2 separate regions of the Homo sapiens genome follow, and region 2 is linked to region 1. Evidence: chromatin loops called from intact Hi-C (ENCODE). Cell type or tissue: Panc1. All regions are shown on one strand.

Region 1 (8,000 bases):
TGCATTTCCCTGATGATTGGTGATGCTGACCACTGGAAAAATACCTGGACCATTTGTATGCCATCTTTTGAGAGATATTTCTTCAGCTAATTTGCCATTTGTACATCAGATTATTTGTGTGTTTTTCCATGTTGAGTTATTTGAGTTCCTTATATATTCTGGATATGAATCCCTTGTCAGATGAATAGTTTGCAAATATTTTTTTTTCCATCCTGCAAGTCATCTCTTCTCTCTATTGATTGTTTCCTTTGCTGTGCTGAAGCTTTTTAGTTTAATGTAATCCCATTTGTCTATTTTTGCTTTTGTTGTCTGTGCTTTTGGGTTTTCTCCATAAAATCTTTGCCAAGACCAATGTCCTGAAAATTTTTATGCATATTTTCTTCTAGTAGTTTTATAGTTTCAGCTCTTGCATATAAGTCTTTAAGCTATTTTGAGTTGATTTAAGGAAAAATATGATTAGAGATGGATGTCTGGTTTCATATTTTTGGCATATTAATATCCAGTTTTCCCAGCACCACTTATTGAAAAGACTCTCCAATCCCCAATAAATGTTCTTGGCACTTTTGTTGAAAATCTGTTGATGGTAAATATGTGAACTTATTTCTGTGCTATTTAGTTCCATTGACTATGTGTCTATTTTTATGACAGTATCATACTGTTTTTTTTTCTTTTGTTTTCCTTTTCGTGGCAAACAGGGTTTCACTATGTTGCCCAGGCAGGTCTCGAACTCCTGGGTTCAAGGTATCCTCCCGCCTCTGCCTCCCTAAGAGCTGGGATTACAGGCATGAGCCACCATGCCCAACTGTTTGTTGTTGTGTTGTTTTTGTTTTAACCATAGCTATATAATCTATTTTGACTTCAAGAAGTGTTATGCCTCCAACTTAGTTCATTTTTCTGAGGATTGCTTTGGTTATTCTGAGTCTTTTGTGGTTTCTTACCAATTTTAGGATTGTTTTTTCTACCTCTGTGAAGATATCATTGATATTTTGACAGGGATTGCATTGAATCTGCAGATCACTTTTGGTGATATGCTCATTTTCACAACATTAATTGTTCCAATCATGAACATGGGATGCCTTTTCACTTTTGATGTCCTCTTCACTTTCTTTCATCAGCGTTTTATAGCTTTTTGGGTAGAGGTCTTTCACCTCTTTCGTTAAATTTATTCTTATTTTGGTAGCTATTTTACATGAGTTTGCCTTCTCAATTTCTTCCTTTACTAATTTGTTGCTGATGTGTACGAATGCTACTGATTTTTATATGTTGATTTTGTATCCTGTGCCTTTACTGAATTTCTTTATCAGTTCTAAGAGTTTTTGTTGGTCCTTTTAGGTTTTTCTATATACAAGACCATGTCATCTGCAAGCAGAGACTGGGACATCCTCCTATCCAGTCTGGATGCACTTTATTTCTTTCTGTTGCCTAACTGCTCTGGCTAGGACTTCCAGTACTATGTTGAATAAAACTGGTGAAAGTGGCCACTTTTTTTTCTTGTTCCAGATTTTAGAGAATGACGTTTCAATATTTCCTTATTCACTATGATGTTGGCAGTGGGTTTGCCATATATTTCATTTATTATATTGGCATACGTTCTTTTTACACCCAGTTTGTTAAGAGTTTTTATAATGAAGCACAGTTGAATTTTATCAGATGCTTTTTCTGCATCTATTTACATGATTGTATGGTTCTTGTTCTTCCTTCTGTTGATGTGATGTGTCACATGTATTGATTTGTGTATTTTGAACCATCCTTGCATTCCTGGGAGAACTCCCACTTGATCATGGGGAATGATCATTTTGCTGTGCTGTTGGGGTTGGTTTGCTAGAATTTTGTTGAGGATGATGGATATTGGCCTATAGTTGTTGTTGTTGTTGTTGTTTTCTGTATGTGTGTGTGTCCTTGTCTGGTTTTGCCATCAGGGTATTGCTGGTTTTGTAGAATGAGTTTGGAAGAATTTCATTCCCTTCAATTTTCTGGAGGACTTTTTGAAGAATTGGTATTAGTTCTTAAATATTTTGTACAATTCTGGAAGAAAATGGAGCCTGGGTTTTTTCTTTGATGGAGACATTTTATTACAGGTTCAATCTCATTACTTGTAATTGCTCTATTCAGGAGTTCTATTTCTTCTTGGTTCAATCTTGGTAAATTTTATATGTCTAATAATTTACACATTTCTGGTACGTTTTCTAATTTGTTAGCTTATAGTTACTGGTAGCAATCTCTAATGATACTTCGTTTTTGCGTGGTATCAGTTGTGATGTCTACTATTTCATTTCTGGTTTTATTTACTTGGGTCTTTTTTCACAATCTAGTTAATGGTCTGATGATTTTTTTTCTTTTAACAAAACCAACTCTTCATTTGTTAATCTTCTATACTATTTTTTAGTCTCAATTTCATTTATTTCTGCTGTGATCTTTATTATATCTTTCCTCCTGCTAAATTTGGGTTTGGTTTGTATTTGCTCTTTTAGTTCCTTGAAATGCATTAAGTTTTACTTGAAATCTTTCTCTCTTTTTTTTGATGTAGGTAGTTACTACTAAACTACCTTGTTATTATTGCCTTTTCAGTACCCTATAGATTTTGTTATGTTGTGCAGGTTTTATTTGAACTTTTTCTACATTTTTGATGAAGATATTTATTATCAAAATTCTTGCTAATATTGTGTTTGCTGGATCACACAGGCTTTGGTATGTGGCATTTCTATTTTAACTTGCTTCAAAAATTTTTTTAATTTGCTTCTTAATTTGTTTATTTGCTCATTGTCTCATTTTTATATATTTGTTCATTTTAGAAAATTTATCTTGTTATTGATTTGATTTATAGTGTTACTTCATTGTGGTCAGAAATGATACTTGATGTGATATTTTCATGCAGGCAAACGATGTATAATAATCACATAAGAGTCAACGGGAGGCTGGGTGTGGTGGCTCACACTTGTAATCCCAGCACTTCAGGAGGCCAATGCAGGCAGATCACAAGGTTAGGAGTTCAAGACCAGCCTGGCCAACATAGTGAAACCCCGTCTCTACTAAAAATACAAAAATTTTTATTTTTTGTATTTTTAATCCCAGCTACTTGGGAGGCTGAGGCAGGAGATCATTTGAACCCAGGAGGCGGAGGTTGCAGTGAGCCGAGATTGCACCATTGCACTCCAGCCCAGGCAACAGTGCTAGACTCTGTCAAAAAAAAAAAAGAAAAAGAGTCAATGGGGTATCCGTCACCTGAAGGATTTATTCTTTGTGTTACAAATAATCTGATTATACTTTTTCAGTTATTTTAAAATATACAATTAAATGATTATTAACTATAGTCATCCTGTTTTCCTATCAAATACTCATTCTTTGTTAAATGTTCTTATGGAAAGAAATAATATTTTGCAGCTGTTGGATGAAATAGTCTATAAATATCTGCAAGAGCCATTTGATCAGAAGTGCAGCAATTGTGTCAAGAAATTTTGAATTTTTCCACATATATATAAACTTCCCTGTTTTCTTGCCAGTTTTGATTTCTGGTTTCATTCCACCGTGGCTAGAAAAGACACTGAATATGGTTCTGATCTTAAATTTGTTAAGACTTGTTTTCGAATTAACTTGTCTTCTATCCTGGAGACTGTAGTGTGTATTCTTGAGGAGAATGTCTTCCGCTGTTGGGAGGAAAGTTCTGTGTGTGTCTGGTAGATCCATTTGTTCTATGATTTTGTTTAAGTCTGTTATACGTTGTCTGTCTAGATGGTCTGTCTATTATTAAATGTGACATGTGGAAGTCTCCTACCATTTACTATTGCCATTTTGTTAACATTTTTGTTTGCCCTGTAGTTCTTTTGTCCCTCTGTTTCTACTCCCTAGGTGTCCTTTCACTGTGACCTAGGGTGGAGAGGAAGACAGTGGGAGCATCCCCCCAACAGTTTTCTCTCCTTGGTTCCTGTGTCCCAGCATTGTGTTAACTGTGCTGCCCATTGTTGTAGGCGTGGTCCTCCAAGTCATGGAACCTTATGAACTAAGTTATGGGATTAACCATGCTTTACCCACACTGCCTTAGCTTATCGATCTGTGTGATCTGCCTGGCTTCCTGAAGAAATGGATCTCTGGAGAGACTGTGTCCCCTTTGGGCAAGCCTTCTTTAACAGAGTCAGTGTGCTAAATTACCTGCTATTATGGCCTGTGCTAAAATATTTACCCATAGCAAAATGGTTCTGTTTAACCTCTGTACTTAAAATCACTTTACTAATTAAGTACTGCTCTCATTGGAGACAGAAATGAACGTAGGGACCTAATGGTGATTTTTCCTGCTGTTGGCACAGTATGGGCGCTAACATTTGGCTGTGAAGGACATTTTCCTCCTAATTGTTGAAGTTGGAGCTTTCCCATTCACAGAAAGACCTTAGAGGCTGATTTCTAGCGGTGCAAAAAGAAAGAATTGAGAAGCTGCAGTATTACTGTAAAACACCGGCGATTTGCCACATGAAGAGGATTTATATTTCCACTAGGTGGCGCTGTTGGCTTAGAAATAACATGTGCTCGCCAGAGGCAGGATAGAGATGCTTGTTGAGTTGCTGCACGTGGTGTTTGCTGATCTTTCCTAACAGAACTGTTTCCCTGAACTGTAAAATTTCCTGCACACTGCACACACAGAGGATAGGAGACATAGTGACAGCAGATAGAAAAGAAAGGAAAATTTTGTGACAGGATAGCTGGAGATCCATGATCAACACTTGGATGGGCTGTTGGAGGCTGGGTTCAGTCCCGAAGCCTTTGAATAATGCCAGGGTGTGCCCTGGACAGAAATTCTCAGTTGCCCTAGGACTTCTCCCAGCCTCATGTGATGGCTAGGAACTCTGTGGAAAAAAAAAAAAAAACTGGTTTGAAGACAGCCTTGAGATTAAAGGGCAGATTTGAGGCTCACTCCATACTCACCAGTCCGATGTTTCTATCTTCCATTCTGATCCTGATCCTGGATGAGAACCGCCAGATGAAACAGCTTGGTTGACTGGGGTATATACCCTGTTTCTTTGTCTCAGTCGAAAAAAATTCAGGACGCGAATACACATGAGGAGTGGGTTTAGGAGCAGAAAGTTTAATAGACAAAGAAGAAGAAGAGAGAGAAAAGGCTTCCTCATGCTGAGAAAGCAGGTCGCCCAAGAGAGGGTCTCCAGTTTGCAGCAGGATGCAATCGATTTTGTGCAGAGGCTTAGGGAGGTGGTGATTGATTTACATAGGGCCCAGGGGATTGGTTTGACTAGACGTTCCATTTGCATAGCCTGCAAAAAGACTGGCCTTCCCACCCTACTCTTTTATTATGCAAATGTGGTTCTACCTGGTGGGTCACCATGATTCCTACACACACGGTGACAAGGAAAAGGAGAGCAGGAACCACCATATTCAATGTACCTGGCTTCCAGGTACCGCTGCTGGCATTTACATATGAAAGCTCCTAGTTTTCATATATATCAGGCTGCTTTCTGTCGGAGAAGAAATGGTTTGGGGCTGCTTTTTATTAAAGGAAAATTCCACCGAGAACTTTTACCCTTTCTAGCTGCCTAAAAATAATTTCTTAATAAATCCTGTATTAGAAAGACCCAGGGCTCATGGTTTGGAGAGTCTCATGTGCTCGAGAGGCTGTAGGCCAGGAGGTCAGAGCCAAGGGTCTAAAATTGAGGTTGAGTGGTGCCATGGACACAGGAGGTCCTGGAGGTTCCCAGGCTAGCCTACAGAGCTGAACAGCCAGAGCCAGCCCACAAGCTCAAGGGCTAGCTGAATCCCCCTTCCTGGCCCTTCCCTGCGTCATTGGTGTCTGCTCCCTCCTCTCTACCTCCTCATTCACGAGGTTCCTTTTCCTCCCAGATTCCCAGGGAAAGGCCTTGGTGGGAGAGTACCTTGTCATGCTCTTATTTTAATGCTGAATTTAGAGAAAAACCATATAATACCCTTTTGAATTTAGTCAATATATTCATACATAGAATTTTTGCAAGATTTATTTTTACACTTTCTACCACTTGTTTGAACTTTTAACTTCATATTTTCTAATTTAAAACAATTCTTTAACCCTAGGCAAGAATTTATATTTTTATGCCTCTTATAACCTTTTATTAAAATACATTTTACTGTTGCTACACACCTCACATGTAAATCTATTTCCAGTAGTCTCAATTACATATCATAATGGTAAGTTGGTGGGAGGAGAATAAGCACTCCCACCCACTGCCCTAGAACCAGCAGACCCTCCACCCAGACTAAGGTGCAGGCACACACAGCTGCACTCACCAGCCCACTGAGCACATGCCTCTTGTCCTCGTCTGCCAATTTGCCATTGAAACAGTTCTTCAGCTTTCTAGCATTGGACAATATTAATGAGGATGTTCAGTATTGTGCCACATGATCAACATATTCATCAGGGGTTCCCACCAGGAAGAGATCAACATCCTTTGTCACAACTGGGCAGATGTCACAATCTGGAACACAATGACACGTGGACAGACCCTTGAGAGACACTCATCAGAGCCTACACATCCCTTTCCCTCCATGTATGCTCAAAACTGCCCTTGGATGCCATCAAAGCCCCAGCATCCACATCCCCAGGCATTCACAGCCTGGCACCTACTTGCCCTGGAGATCAGGAGCACGGCAGTGAAGAGCAGCCCGAAAGTAGGAGCCAGCTTCATGGTGCCAGTGGCAAGTTCGTCAGGCCCCATTTGAGGCCCTTTTATACCTGTGCCAGGTCTCACAGTGGGGCAGGAAAAGGCCTGTGTCTTTCCATTTGCTGATTATCTCCCCCTACCCATAGATGTATGAGGAGCTCCAATGTGCTGCTACATCCTCAGGGCTCAGACCAGGACCAACACAAAGTAGATGCTCTATAAATGTCTGTTAGATGAATTGAAGGGACATCCCCATTGCTCTGGAGTCTATAAACTACATATTTTTAAAACTTATTTTGGTTTCTTATTTTTTTAAGACAGAGTCTCCTGTTGCTCAGGCTGGATTGCAGTGGTGCAATCAGAGCTCACTGCAGCCTCAACCTCTCAGGCTCAAGCCATCCATCTTAGCCTCCCAAGTCGCAGGGACCACAGGTGTGCACAACCAAGCCTGGCTAACTTTTTTATTTTTAGTTTTTGTAGAGATGGGGTTTCCCCATCTTGCCCAGGCTCATCTCAAACTTCTGGACTCAAGCGATCCTCCCACCTCAGCCTCCCAAAGTGCTGGGAGAGACACTCATCAGGCATGAGTCACTGTGCCTGGCCTCTGGAGTCTATGAACAAGAACTTTTACAGATACTTACTGTATATTTGCTTATTAAATTGCTTTGTATTAGTTAAATAAAGTGAAAGTTTTCAGTACTTTGTCAGTTCAGAATAAGGCAGTTTTTGGCTAGAGGTTCTTGGCTGACCTTTTCTCTGAGTCAGTAGTGACAGAATAAGGTTTGCTGAAGCTGCAGAGTCAAAGGTAGAATGCAAGGTTTTTGGCCTTGATTAGAACCTTGTACAAAACAGGATTCATGTCTGGTAAGGGCTCTTGGTTGAGAGGTGCCAAGCAATGAGCTCCAGCTGTCAGCTGTTCATCATGTCTTCTGGTGTGTGACACTGTCTTAGTCCTGCCTTGCTTTTTTATGGCCTTGGTAGTGTTGAGGTGGTGGACATCGTCAAATGCCCACCAAGCTGAGTTTGGCATTTTTTCTCATAATATTTACATTGGGATTAGGATTTTAGGGAACACACCCTGGAAGTGCAGGACCCTGTGACATCAATGTCTAGGCACTGGTTATCACTTATCACTTGATTAGTGTCATCTGTGTTGGCTTTCTCTACTGTTTTTCCCTTTCCCTACTATTTTCTTGGGAAACATCCAGCACATACTCAAGGTGGGAGGGCAGTAAGCTTGATGGTGGCTAGATGTTTCTGAAGACAAGAGTAGGGTGGCCAGGTGTGGTGGCTCAAGTGTACAATACCAGCACTTTGGGAGGCAGAGGCAGGAGGATCCCTTGGGCCCAGGAGTTCAAGGCCAGC
Region 2 (8,000 bases), 160 kb after region 1:
CTCTGTTTTGGAAAGGGAATAAGAAAACTGTTATAAACTCTGTGTGAATGAGTGCGTGAATGTGGAGTTCAAGGGCTTGCACTTGAATTTCCAGTATGTAGCTCCACGGTGAAAGCTACGGAGTTTGAATGGGCCCTCACCTGCAGTTCCGTGGTGACCTCTTAAGGCTTAAGGCAGCATCAGGCATAGCTCGATCCAAGCCAGGGGTTTATACCAGCCTGCCAATGCTAAGAGGAGCCTAAGTCCCCTCAGGGAGAGTGGCCAGATGGGCATCTGACTGATCCCATCACGGGCCCCCCTTCCTTTGTCTGTCTATTAAAAAATTGTCATAATTGTTTGTATGCCCCAGGGTCTATTGTCTTGTTTGGTAAAATTTCATATGTCAGGTCATCAATACTGCCCTAGACAACTGGGTAAGAACTTCTTCAAGGTCCTCAGTACTGATTTTCTATCACAGGAGGTCAAATTTCTCATCAATCATTTGGGTTGGCCATCCCAGTCCTGCCTTTTCTGTCAGAAACAAATCAGGTGTTGTTATGGGAAAGAGTGTGGGATTTCTGGCACCTTAAAGGTTGCTGGCATTTAGATTGCCATACCCCATGCCCAATTGACTGGACCACCTCCACATTAGACCGGTGGTGGATTCAAAATAGCCACCCCACAGACCTCCTTGCTCATCTTTTCTGTCATCCCATAACTTTTCCCGTGCCCATGGATAAGGCACTGTGCAGAGAAACCTACGCCCATACTGCTGTACTCTGTCCAGAGGTCTCAGGCGTGTCTCTTTGGGCTGTCAGGCCCAGGGGCGAGGCACGCCTCCACCAGTTTACAAAAGAAACAGCCTCCTTCCCCCATGGCAGGGGCTCCCTGACCTGTGGGCAAGGACTGGAGGGTGACGACGCCGGATCCCCTCCCCCGGCACCCCCTCCCCCGGGACCCCCTCAGGTGCCCGGCTCCTTTGCCTTCAGTTGTCAAAGCCCCTGACTTCCCAGAGCACCAGCGCATCCGCACCCAGCTCAGAATGCAAGGGCCCAGCCTGCTGCAGTGAACTTGGTCCCAGGCCAGGCTTCTGAGCTGGGCTTGCAGCGTCTGACAGGGCCTGGAGGCAGGGCGGGGGACCGCAGAGTGGCCCTGGTGACCCAGAGCTGCCCGGCATGGCTCCTCCTAGCCTGGAAAAATCCAAGTGGCCCCTTTTCCTCCTCATTCCCATCCTTTACCCTGCACATCTCATTTTCCTGTGTTGCAGCAAATCCAGTGTCTCCAAGACTTGGTTCTGTCCTCCCTTTTTCAACCCTTAAAAGAAAAGGCCAAGTTTGAACTTTTTGCCTTCAAGTCATGGAGACACCAAAGATATTTAGGCTATAGGACAAAAAGGAGGGGATCACGTAGGTCCCACTGGCCTCAGACCTGCCTCTTGTCCTCCCCCTAGATCTCAAAGCTTAAACAGACCGTCCTTATGTGGCAAGAAGTGTTGACTATGGTTGTTTTCCTTCTTCTTCTGGTTATAATACTTCTGTTCTTCTGATACTGCAGCCCCCCAGGTCTTGAATTTCTCTGTCTGTGCTGGGTTTAATATTTCTGCTGAAACCTTTTTAAATTGCCTCCAGAATGGGAAACTCTTCTTCCCAGCCTCATAAAGATTGGAGCCCTCTCCAATGTATGTTACAAAATTTCTCCCTAGGCTTCTCAGAGAATTATGGGGTCCACCTTAAAAAAGGCAAACTCCAGATACTCTGTGAAGTAGAATGACCACAGTTTGGAACCGTGTGGCCCCCAGAAGGGTCACTGAATCTCACAGCTCTTCAGGCTGTGTGGCGGGTCGTTGCTGGAACTCCCGGTCACCCCGATCCGTTTCCCTACATTGATCAATGGCTGAGATTGGTCCGGAGCCCTCCCCCTTGGCTCCGCTCATGTGCCATTCATAATCTTACCTCCAAGGTCATTTTAAGCGAGACCACACACTTTTGTCCGGATCCTCAGCTCCCTTGGCTCCTCCTGTATTGCCTCCCTCTGAAGAAGAGGAAAGTTTTCCTCACACAGTTCTGCCACCTTATAACCCTCCTGCTCCCCCAGAATCTCCCCTTGCCTCCTCAACTACATCTCCTGTGGCGTCCCCATCTATTGCCTCCTGATTGTGGCCATGGCAGGAGGAGGTAGCCCCCCTCCTCCCACTGAGAGAGGCACAAATCCCTCCGGGTGATGAGCGCTCAGCTCCATTCTTAGTTTACGTCCCTTTCTCTACTTCTGACCTGTACAACTGGAAGGCTCATAATCCCCCCTTCTTTGAAAAACCCCAGGTTCTGACCTCACTGATGGAGTCCATGCTCCAGACTCACCGGCCCACCTGGGATGATTGTCAGCAACGCCTTTTAACCCTCTTCATCTCTGAAGAGAGGAATTGTATCCGAAGAGAAGCCAGAAAGTATTTCCTTACATCAGCTGATAGACCAGAGGGGGAAGCCCAAAACCTCGTTAAGGAGGTTTTTCCCTCTACCCGGCCTAATTGGGATCCTAACTCCTCGGGTGGGAGGAGGGCTTTAGATGATTTTCACCGGTATCTCCTTGTGGGCCTCAAGGGAGCCGCTCAAAAACCCATAAATCTGTCTGAGACAACTGAAGTTGTCCAGGGGCCTGATGAACCTGGAACACTTTTAGAAAGTCTCCAGGAGGCCTATCAAACTTACACCCCTTTTGACCCGGCAGCTCCCAAGAATAGCCGTGCTATTAATTTGGTGTTTGTGGCTCAGGCAGCTACTGATAGTAAAAGAAAATTACAAAAGCCGGAGGGATTTGCTGGAATGAACAATAGCCAGCTTTTAGAAGTAGCCCAGAAAGTTTTTGACAATCGAGAGTCTGAAAAACGAAAACAGGCAGCTGAGGCAGCTGAAAAAGCTGCTGATAAAGCATCCAAAAGACAAGCAAAAATCTTAGTGGTGGCCATCCAGGAAGCCAAAAAGTAAGGGCCCCCATCACAGAGGAATAGCCAGGGAACCCCGGGTCCCAGCCAAAAGGGCAAGAAAGGTGAGCGGGCTCCCCTGGAGAAAAACCAATGTGCTTATTGCAAGCAGATAGGACACTGGAAGAAGGAATGCCCATTAAAGCCAGAGCAAAAACCAGAAAAGAAAAAGGTCCTCACCCTCCCCACAGCGGAGGAGTCTGATGACTGATGGGACTGGGGCTCCCTTTCACTTGGCCCCCAGGAGCCCATGGTGACCGCTACAGTGGGGGGCCAGCATGTATACTTCCTAATAGATACTGAGGTGGAACACTCAGTACTGCAGACACCCTTAGGCAGTGTCTCTAATAAAAGAGTAGCTGTACAAGGGGCAACAGGAGCTATTCAGGAATATCCTGTCACCCACTCATGATAAGTGAGTTTAGGAAAGAAAAGAGTAACTCACTCATTTCTTGTAGTCCCAGAGTGCCCCCTTCCCCTTCTCAGATGAGACCTGCTCCATAAGTTACAGGCTTCTATCTCTCAGCCCAGCAGGCTCACTTCACGTTAGGGGACACAACGCCCCCTACTGCCCAACTCCTGCTAACTACCCCTCTGTCAGAGGAATATCTTTTGGTTTCACCATCACAACCATTGGAGAATAAAACAAATTCTCTCCTCCTATTAGACCTACAGACTGTTTCCTCGAGTCTGGGCTGAGTCAAACCCCCTGGGATAAGCAAAGCATCATCTGCCAGTAGTTGTAGAACTTCTGGCCACTGCCCTGCCAGTCCAGATAAAACAGTATCCTATGAGTCAGCAGGCTAGAGAGGGGATAAATCTCCATATTCAGTGACTGCTACAAGCTGGCATACTCACACCATGTCAATCCACCTGGAATACTCCATTTTTGCCGGTCCAGAAACCTGGAACAAATGATTACCAGCCTGTGCAGGACTTGAGGGAGGTTAACAAGTGGACAGTTACCATCCATCCAACTGTCCACAATGCTTATACTTTACTCAGCCTGCTCCCACCAGAACATACAGTATACACTGTCCTTGACTTAAAGGATGCCTTCTTTGCTATTCCTCTGGCCCCCAAAAGCCAACCTATCTTTGCTTTTGAATGGACAGATCCTGGCTCAGGAGATACCACCCAATTAACTTGGACTCAGTTACCTCAAGGCTTTAAAAATTCCCCCATCCTTTTTGGGGAAGCCCTCCAACAGGATCTTATACCATTCTGAGCCAGTCACCCCAATTGTACTATTCTTCAGTATGTAGATGACTTATTGGCTACTGAAACTACTGACAGCTGCCTGCAACATACTAGGGACCTACTTTACCTCCTTCAGGTGCTCAGGTATTGGATCTCGGCCAAAAAGGCCCAGCTTTGTCTTCTTAGAGTGTCCTACCTAAGGTACAAGATAAAGAAAGGAAAAAGGGCACTCACCAGTGTGAAGCCATCCTGTGAATCCCCACTCCCACCACCAAGAGACAGACCTTACTATACCTGTCCATGACTGCCAAGAACCGTTGGAGACTACGGAATCTGGCCGACCTGATCTCCAAGAGGTATCTTTAAAGGAGGCAGAAGCCACCGTGTTTAGAGATGGTAGCAGCTTCCTTGAGCAGGGAGTTCAAAAGGCTGGTGCTGCCATCACTACAGAGATGGATATACTGTAGGCCCAAGCACTGCCAGCAGGTGGCTGTAATTCACTGCAAAGGACATCAAAAAGAAGACATGGCCATTGCCCATGGTAACCAAAAAGCAGACTCTACAGCCTAGGAGGCAGCTCGTCTCCCTGTTGCACCTCTGACCCTGCTGCCTGCAGTGTCCTTTCTGCAACCTGACTTGCCAGATCACCCAAAATATTCCCCAGAGGAGGAAAAACAGGCTTCGGATCTTCAGGCCAGTAAAAATCAGGAAGTCTCTCCAACAGGTACAAGACATCATCCAGCCGCTTGTCCGGGGAGCTCACCCCAATCCAGTTCCTGACTAGACGGGGCCCTACCACTCTTTCCAGCCGGGTGACCTCATGTACATTAAAAAGTTCCAGAAAGGACTCATTCCTGCCTGAAAAGGACCTCATACTGTCATCCTCACCACACCAACGGCTCTGAAAGTAGATGGCATTCCAGCTTGGATTCATCAATCTCACATCAAAAAGGACAACAGAGCCCAACAAGAAACATGGGTCCCCAAGCCTGGGCCAGGCCCCTTAAAACTGCCCCTAAGTCAAGTGAAGCCATCAGATTAATTCTTTTTATTTACCTCTATTGTTTGTTTCCACCTATTATGCCTTCTGCCCCATCCTACTCTTTCCTCCTCACTTCTTTCACAGCAGGATGTGTGTTTGCAAACACTACTTGGAAGGCAGGAATCTCAAGGAAGTCTCTTTTACAGTTGATTTATGTACTTTGTTCCCAGAGCCTGCCCATACCCATGAAGAACAATGCAATCTGCCAGTCATAGGAGCAGGTATCGTCGACTTTGCTGTGGAATTTGGACACTCCAGAAGCCAGACTGGATGTGGAAACTCCAAAGGTGCAGAAAAAGGACTTCAGAATGTTGACTTTTACCTCTGTCCTGGAAATCACCCTAACTCTAGTTGTCAAGATTCTTACCAGTTTTTCTGCCCTGACTGGACATGTGTAACTTTGGCCACCTACTCTGGGGCATCAACTCGATCTTCAACCCTTTCCATAGCTCGTGCTTCCCGTCCTAAGCTGTGTACTAGGAGAAATTGCAATCCTCTCACTATAAACATCCATAATCCTAATTTAGCTCAATGGTATTATGTCATGTCATAGGGATTAAGGCTTTATATCCCGGGATTTGATGTTGGAACTATGTTCACCATCCAAAAAAAATCCTCGTCTCATGGAGCCCTCCTAAGCCAATCAGGCCTTTAACTGATTTAGATGACCTTATGTTCCCAAAACATCCAGACAAGGTTGATTTAACTGTCCCACTGCCATTCCTGGTCCCCAAACCTCACCTGCAATGACAGCACCTCCAACCCAGCCTGATGTCCATTCTAGGTGGGGTACATCACCTCCTCAATCTCACCCAGCCTAAACTAGCCCAAGATTGTTGGTTGTGCCTAAAGGACAAACCCCCATATTATATTGGATTAGGAGTAGAAGCCGCACTTAAAATTGGCTCTCTTTCTTGTTGTACATGCCCCCATGCCCTCCCATTAGGAGATACGTCTGGAAACACTTCTTGTCTAATTAGCACCGGATATAACTTATCTGCTTCTCCCTTTCAGGCTACCTGTAATCAGTCTATGCTTACCTCCTTAAGCACCTCAGTCTCCTACCAGGCACCTAACAATACCTGGTTAGCCTGCACTTCAGGTCTCACTTGCCACATCAATGGAACTAAACCAGGACCTCTCCTGTGTGTGTTGGTTCATGTACTCCCCCAGGTCTACGTGTATAGTGGGCCAGAAGGATAACTTCTTATTGCTCCCCCTGAATTACATCCCAGGTTTTGCCGAGCCACCCCACTCCTTGTACCCCTCCTGGCTGGCCTTAGCATAGCTGGATCAGCAGCCATCAGCATGGCTGCCCTGGTTCAGGGAGAAACTGGACTAATGTCCCTGTCTCAACAAGTAGATGCTGATTTAAGCAATCTCCAATCAGCCATAAATATACTACATACCCAAGTAAAATCTCTAGCTGAAGTAGTTCTTCAAAACCGCCGAGGCTTAGATCTGCTATTTCTCTCCCAAGGAGGGTTATGTGCCACTCTAGGAGAGAGTTGTTGCTTCTGTGCCAATCAGTCTGGAGTCATAAAAGATACTCTCCAAAAAGTTTGAGAAAACCTAGACAGGCACCAGCAAGAACGAGAAAATAACACCCCCTGGTACCAAAGCATGTTTAACTGGAATCCATTGCTAACTACTCTAATCACTGGGTTAGCTGGACCCTTTCTCCCCTATTGTTAGGCTTAGTCTTTGAGCCTTGTATGTTAAATTGGTTTCTTAATTTTGTAAAACAACATATAGCTTCTGTCAAGCTTATGTACCTTAAAACCCAATATAACCCCCTGGTTATAACCGAGGAATCAATGGTTTGATTCCCCAAAAACACAAGTGGGGAATGTGATACCCAACCTTGTTTTAACCTGAATTGACTCTCCCTTAGCTGAGAGAGCCAGACAGACTCCATCTTGGCTCCTTCACTTACAGCCCCTTACCCACTCCCTTCCTCAAGGACTTGACTTGACTTGTGCAAGCAGATTCCCAACACATCCAAGGATGCAATTAACTGATAAGATACTGTGGAAAGCTATATCCGCAGTTCCTAGGAATTCATCTGGTTGATAACACCCAAAGCCCCGCATCTGTCACCCTGTGATAGATTTAAAGCCCCTGCACCTGGAACTGTTTGCTTTCCTGTAACCATTTATCCTTATAACTTTTTGCCTGCTTTACTTCTGTAAGATTGTTTTAACTAGACTCCCCCCCTCTCCTTTCTAAACCAAAGTAAAAAAGAAAATCTAGCCCCTTCTTTGGGGCCTAGAGAATTTTGAGCACTAGCCATCTCTCAGTCGCTGGCTAATAAAGGACACCTGAATTCGTCTCAGAGTGTGGTGTTTCTCTGTAACTCACTAGGTTACAACACGTGAGCCCTACAATTATTCCTGCTTACAGTGTAGAAGAAAAATAAGTATATATGGTGACCACCATGGGTATAATTTAGGTGGGATAATAGGAGAGAGGAGAGAGGCAAAGATTTGCAGAAGTATCCATGTAAATCTTTGGCTAAGTCCCGATCTGCACAAGCATGACCAGACACTACCTGAGGTTTAGAAAGGAACCCCTACAAAGCAATATCCCAAACAATTATTTGAGCTCATCCAGGGCTGGGAATTGTATGTTCACCTGCCAGTGTGGAACACCTATTAGTACAGAAAACACCAGATAGAAAGGTATCACCTAAAGAACGGGGCTGACAGACTCAAGGCTGCTCTGGTCTTATACTAAAAAAGTTTAAAACAGAAAGACCTAGTGCCAAGCAGGCAAGAGGAAATCATGCTGCTAAGTAATTTT

The links. Hi-C counts contacts between places; a loop is a spot of excess contacts. Peaks named below come from ENCODE experiments on the same cell type or tissue, not always from the same donor. Only the 100,000 strongest peaks of a DNase experiment are listed, where the experiment ranks them.
Region 2: a loop joins it to region 1, with 7 times the contacts of the local background. A loop is called at or near these places in 31 of 110 quality-filtered maps.

The regions. Positions count from the first base shown.
Region 1 is chr19:34,709,361-34,717,360 of GRCh38, reverse strand. It overlaps the pseudogene SCGB1B1P. Among named protein-coding and RNA genes, the nearest start is that of ZNF181, 21 kb to the left of the region's middle. In Panc1, CTCF peaks have their summits at 4,274 and 4,476 (motif pointing right); a DNase peak (open chromatin) is centred at 4,510; H3K27me3 peaks cover 1,663 bases.
Region 2 is chr19:34,552,287-34,560,286 of GRCh38, reverse strand. It overlaps LOC105372374 (a long non-coding RNA gene), which reads right to left and starts at 4,793. Exons shown (of 4, transcript XR_935923.3): 1 at 4,441-4,793; 2 at 4,284-4,352; 3 at 3,815-3,861; 4 at 1,303-2,010. It also overlaps the pseudogene ZNF807P. In Panc1, CTCF peaks have their summits at 3,303, 3,514 (motif pointing left) and 4,632 (motif pointing right); a DNase peak (open chromatin) is centred at 4,613; H3K27me3 peaks cover 1,212 bases.